Regions from separate parts of the Homo sapiens genome. Here region 2 is linked to region 1. A link is an interaction called in ENCODE POLR2A ChIA-PET data of the cell type or tissue named here. Cell type or tissue: CD4-positive, alpha-beta T cell. All regions are shown on one strand. Links, peaks and the distances in the headings refer to the core of each region. The heading gives the core; the rest is flanking DNA.

Region 1 (2,905 bases), core at 182-2,681:
GTACTCGCTTTCCGCCCTGAAGTAGTAGACGTGGGACTTGAAGTGCAGCTTGAACACGTAGTCTTTCTGGATGTTCTCGGACTCAGAGGGGATGGTGAGCGAGTAGCCGAGCAGAGGCAGGCTGGCAAGGGGATGATTGTCCTGGAAAGGGGAAACAAAGCAAAGTGGCTTTTCGGGGTCAGCTTCTGCTGCTGGGCCTGGCTGCTGCCCCGCATCAGACAGGGACTTGGGAGCCCAGGCAGCTCCCTCCTCGGGCGTGGGCCTGGAAGGGACCATGGCAGCCAGTGTTTGCCTGTACGTGATGGCCCGGGTGGCAAGTCCCGCCAGGACTGAGCTGTAGATAAAGCCAACCCCCGTCCCTTGTCCAGGCAGAAGACAGGTGGCCCTTCCTAGGGCAGAAGTTGTCCTTCAGTGGATGATAATGTCAGTCTTCCCTAGAGTTGAGGGCCTCGGGTGGACAGGGCCCCCCGCCAGCATCCCTGTCATCCCCGTGACACCTGGAGCCCAAGAGGCCTGAGTCATTCCAGAGGAGGGCGGCCCCCTCACCTCATGCTGCCACCCCCAAGGTCCCAGGGCCACCTGCCCTGTGCGAGACACTTACCTGGTGTGATTTGTAGAAGAACAGGCAGAAGTTTGTGAACACCACCCACAGCTTCTGCCACCCGTTGCTGTTTTTGAATTTCCTCAGCAGGTTTCCAGACAACTGATTCTGAAAGGCAAGGAGGCCTGTGAGAAGCACAGCGGGCACCTGCCCCAGGAGGGCACAGAGAGCAGCTCTCCCTGCACCAGGGCCCTGGGCTGGGGCATGTCCGTGACTGAAGGATGTGGGCCCCACCCCCGCTCCCCCGTGTGTGGGGAGACTTGGCAGGTCCTGGGACCCTGATCTCATCACTTCCCCTTGTCACTTGCTGTGGGGCATCTTGGGGTCCCTGTGTCCCCCCAAAAGACACGTTGAGGTCCTGACTACCAGTACCTTAGAACACAGGCTTATTTGGAAATAGGCTCGTTGCAGGGTAACTAGTGAAGACGAGATCACACTGGGGTAGGGTGGGCCCTAAATCCAACGGGAGTGGTGTCCTGAGGAGAAGAGCCACCTTGAGGGGAGAGGGGTGTGCCCTGTGACACCGAGGCAGAAATGGGGGCGCAGGACCCCATGCATTGCCAGCAGGCGGAAGCTGAAGGAGGGAAAGATCCATCCCAACAAGCTCAGAGCAGCACTCGTTTTGAGGGGCCAGGCACCCTACCCAGGAAGTGGGGCCTGGGGTGCATGTGAGTGGCTCCCACATGCCCTCTAGTGGCCCAGGAGGCAGTTGCAGCCCTGCCCACCTCCAGGCTCAGGGCCGGCCCAGCCCCTGGAGCATTGTTAGGATGCGCTGCAGCCCAGCTAGGGGGCAGGGACAGGCACCTGTGTCCATGCTACCTCCAAACAACTCTGAGCAGGCCTGACGCACTGGTGGCTCATTTCGTCCCTTTGCCAAAGTGACATCACCAGCAGAGACTCAAAGCAGTTGCACCACCTTGTAAAGGCACTTAATGCCACTGAATTGTTCCCGTAAAAATCGTTAAGTTGGCCAATATTGTGGTATAGCTATTTTACCACAATAAAAAATACAGACCTCCGAGTCTGCCTCATTCCATCTCTCTGGGTGCCCCTGGCACTAAGCTTCTGTGCTGGGAGCTGGGATCAAATGGTCTGATGTCCCTGCCCTCCAGTTGCTCAGGGAGGGTCCAGTGGGAGACATGGACACTGACAGTAGGTCCGTGAGGGGCTGCAGGATGTGGGGGACCCCGCAGACGGGGAGAAAGGGCATTCCAGGCCAGGCAGGCAGCTCCAGCCATCCATCCTCCTCCCCCAGTGGCAGAAAGGAACAAGAAAATGCAAGGCTCCAGGTTCCCAGAAGGTCCTGGTGGTGGCCAGGGCTGGGCTGATGCCCATGCGGCATCTTGGGTCACGCAACATGGAGCAAGGAGGGTGGCACACTCCCCTTTCCTAGGTATTTTCATACTGACTCACATAATTTTCACACAGCAGCCAGCCCACAGTGGGGTTCATACATGTCACCCATCACAGTCTGGGCCCATTTGTTTCCAAAGCAGCTTCCTTAGCGCTCTCTAGCTTCTGCCTGGCCATTCCAATAGCCTCTGGAAACCTCTTTATCAATAGGCACATCCAGCGGCCCTTCCTCGCTCCCCACGGCCGGGCCGAGCCTCCCGCTCCCCTGTGTCGGGTCCATCCTGGCCTCCAGCGTGTTACGGGCCCTGCGCGCCATGAGTCTCCTGCCCTGCACTCAGGAGGCCGAGGCCATGCTGGTGGCTCCCAGACCTGTCTCCATTCACTGCCTTCACGAGAGGGTCAACATCCTTGTTCAGAACCAGACCAGCCTGCCCTGTCTCCTCGTGGCCCTTCATTGGGGCCACCGCTCCTCTCCCTTCTTGGATCCCATTCCCTCAGACCCTGCTGTGGGTTGAATTGCACCCCCAACAAGTCCAAACCCTCCGTGCCTACAATGGTGACCTCACATGGACACAGGGTCTCTGCAGATGCGATCGAGTCAAGGTAAGGTCACTAGGACGAGCCCTAAGCCCAGCACGAGCCGTGTCCTTAGAAGAGGATATTAGAGTGCAGATACAGGGAGGACAGCTGGTGACACGGCAGACCGGAGCCCTGCAACATGGGTGGAGTCGGGGACCCCCCGAGAAGAAGACTGCCGCAGCCACCAGATGCTGTCAGGTGGGGACATTTTCCCTCAAGGCCTCCCAAAGGAACCCACCTGCCAGCAGCTTGATTTTGGACTTCCGGCTTCCCGCACTGTGGGAGATGTTTCTGTGGCCTCACCCAGTCTGAGGTTGGTGCCGAGTGACGCCACGGGGAACAAATATAACCCCCGTGCCCGCCACTCCCTGG
Region 2 (2,905 bases), core at 153-2,652, 170 kb before region 1:
GGGCGTGGTGGCTCATTCCTATAATCCCAAGACTTTGGGAGGCCGAGGCAGGCAGATCACCTGTGGTTGGGAGTTTGAGACCAGCCTGACCAACATGGAGAAACCCCGTCTCTACTAAAAATACAAAATTAGCCGGGTGTGGTGGTGCATGCCTGTAATCCCAGCTACTTGGGAGGCTGAGGCAGGAGAATCGCTTGAACCTGGGAGGCGGAGGTTGCAGTGAGCCTGAGATGGCGCCATTGCACTCCAGCCTGGGCAACAAGAGCAAAACTCTGTCTCAAAAAAAAAAAAAAAAGAAAAGAAAACAAATACAAGCATACAAATACAAGCATTAGCTACCATGCCTGGCCTGCCTTTTTTTTTTTTTTTTTTTGAAACAGTGTTTGCTCTGTTACCCAGGCTGGAGTGCAGTGATGCAATCTTGGCTCACTGCAGCCTCAACCTCCTGTGCTCAAGCAATCCCCCAACCTCAGCCTCCCAAGTAGCTGGGACTACAGGTGCGTGCCACCATGCCCAGCTAATTTTCATATTAGAGATGGGGTTTTGCCATGTTGCCCAGGCTGGTCTTGAACTCCTGAGCTCAAGTGACCTGCCCAACTCAGCCTCCCAAAGTGCTGGGATTACAGGTATGAGCCACCATGGCCGGCCTGCCTGTTCTTTAACTTATGTAAGTGGAATCTTATAGGCCGGGTACAGTGGCTCATGCCTGTAATCTCAGCACTTTGGGAGGCTGAAGCTGGAGGATCACTTGAGGCCAGGACTTTGAGACCAGCTTGGGCAACATAGCAAGACCCTATCTCTATTTTTGTAAAAAAAATTATCCAGGTGAGGTGGTGTGTGGCTGTAGTCCCAGCTACTTATGAAGTCGAGGTGGGAGGATCACATGAGCCTAGGAGTTCAAGGCTGCAGTGAGCCATGATTGCACCACTGCACTCTAGTCTGGGTGACAGAGTGAGACCCTGTCTCTTAAAAAAAAAAAAAAAGTAGAACCTTACAGTATGTACTCTTTTGTTTCCACCTTCTTTTGTTTAGCATAATGTCTGTAAGAGTCACTCATGTTGTTGCATGTATCAGTGGTCCATTCTCTTTGTGGCTCAGCAGGATTTCAATGGACAAATATACCACAATTTGTTTATGCATTCTCCTGTTGATGGACTTCAGGATTGTTTCCAGATTGGGGCTATTGTGAAGAAAGTTCCTATGAACATTCTTAGCAAATAGGAGAAAAGAATAGCGATCGTATTGAACTTTTTTTTTTTTTTTTTTTTTTTTTTGAGGCAGGGTCTCGCTCTGTCACACAGGCTGGAGTGCAGAGGTGTGGTCTCAGCTCACTACAACCTCTGCCTCCCAGGTTCAAGCAATTCTCCTGCCTCAGCCTCCCTAGTAGCTGGGACTACAGGCACATGCCACCATGCCCAGCTAATTTTTGTACTTTAGTAGAGATGGGGTTTTACCATGTTGGGCAGGCTGGTTTTGAACTCCTGACCTCAGATGATCTGCCCACCTTGGCTTTCCAAAGTGCTGGGATTACAGGTATGAGCCACCACGCCTGGCCTGTATCAAACATTTGTTCTGCTGCATCTCCTCTTCTCAGCCCACCACTGTCTCCAAGCATTGCCCCAGCAGCAGGTGTAATCTGAACACACCTCACCGCAGCTGCCTCACATAGCTAGACTTCTCCAGCTCTGCAGTGCGGTACCCATGCATGTGGAAACGTAAAGCTGGTGGATAAATGCTTCCCCTTCTACCTCTAGGGTGGACAATTCTCGAGCCTGTTCTACATCGCCCATCAGAAGGCTCCAGAAGGATTGAACCCCACTTGCCCATGTGCCAACTGACTCATCAAGCACCTGACATTGGCTTTCCCTCCTCCACATTGCACAGTCCCTTACTCCTGTTCTCTAGGATCACTAGTCCAAATAAACCACCCATATGCAAGCCCTTGTCCCAAGCTCTGCCTCTGGGAGGAAAGAAACATAAGACAGCAGCTTCAGCAAATTATTTAGACGCATTCAGTCAAATGGCAGAGGTAAAACCTAAAAGTGTTAAAGAATAACTATATTACACTGCTCTCCTCTAACTTGGAGGTTCTCCTCTCTCTGTCTCTGTCTCTCTCTCTCATTATCATCACCTATAAGATGCATTTCAATTTCAGAAATGTTAAAATGTAATAATACCGTTCAAGTACATATTGTTGTCTGCTCGTTTAATATCTGTCTGCCTCACTCTTGTCATTTTCACCAGGACAGAGATGGAGTCTGACTCAAACATTGAGAAACACATCATAGGTGTTCAGTAAATATTTGTGAATAAGAGAATGAAGGAGAGCAAGGAGAAGAGAAACTGTCACATTCTTTCCCACTTTGCAATTGGTTTTGGAAGAAGAACTTTAAGGGGTAATTAATAAAAGATGTGAAGGGGAAAGGAAATCAGATGGAATCCCCAGGGAACTGAATGAATAAAGAGAAGATTCATGAAGAGTAAGGCTGGTACCAAGAAATAGCTTAACCAGCAAGATACCCAGGGCAGAGGCTTCCCTTGGAGGCCCTCCTTCGCTGGCCAGTGAGGGAGGACAGCTAACAACTTCAGCAGAAGGCAATACTGGCCCCAATCCCCTTCCCAGTATTTAAGAGAAAAAATAGGCTCAAATGATTATTCAAATAACCACATTTCCTAAACTGTAACCACAGCAGCTTACAGCAACTTTTCTATAAATCCTCTTCATGCTGCTTTTGTGATCCAAAAAAATCTATTTCTCAGTTCCCAGTGATACTACTTCCTACATAACATGTTTGGATTTCACACATTAAGATGATTACTGTGGATTAATAGAACAATAGCAGGATCACGAATGCCATGATAGTTAGACACAGGGTCATTTGCAAACAGAAAGAAACAGATTTTG

Evidence for each region. Peaks named below come from ENCODE experiments on the same cell type or tissue, not always from the same donor. Only the 100,000 strongest peaks of a DNase experiment are listed, where the experiment ranks them.
Region 2: POLR2A ChIA-PET joins it to region 1 with 5 read pairs; 2 of 35 experiments call an interaction of 5 or more read pairs at or near these places.

The regions. Positions count from the first base shown.
Region 1 is chr13:98,443,902-98,446,806 of GRCh38, reverse strand. FARP1 (FERM, ARH/RhoGEF and pleckstrin domain protein 1) reads right to left here. Exons shown (of 27, transcript NM_005766.4): 25 at 602-709; 26 at 1-141. STK24 (serine/threonine kinase 24) reads left to right here. Exons shown (of 11, transcript NM_001032296.4): 11 at 1-1,622. Among named protein-coding and RNA genes, the nearest start is that of FARP1-AS1, 9.5 kb to the right of the region's middle. RefSeq lists enhancers at 698-747, 1,518-1,567 and a silencer at 678-972. In CD4-positive, alpha-beta T cell, for the core only: CTCF peaks have their summits at 1,096 and 1,299 (motif pointing left); DNase peaks (open chromatin) are centred at 826 and 1,276; H3K27ac peaks cover 762 bases.
Region 2 is chr13:98,613,316-98,616,220 of GRCh38, reverse strand. No RefSeq gene overlaps it. Among named protein-coding and RNA genes, the nearest start is that of STK24-AS1, 38 kb to the right of the region's middle. In CD4-positive, alpha-beta T cell, for the core only: no CTCF peak of the experiment used is centred there; no DNase peak of the experiment used is centred there.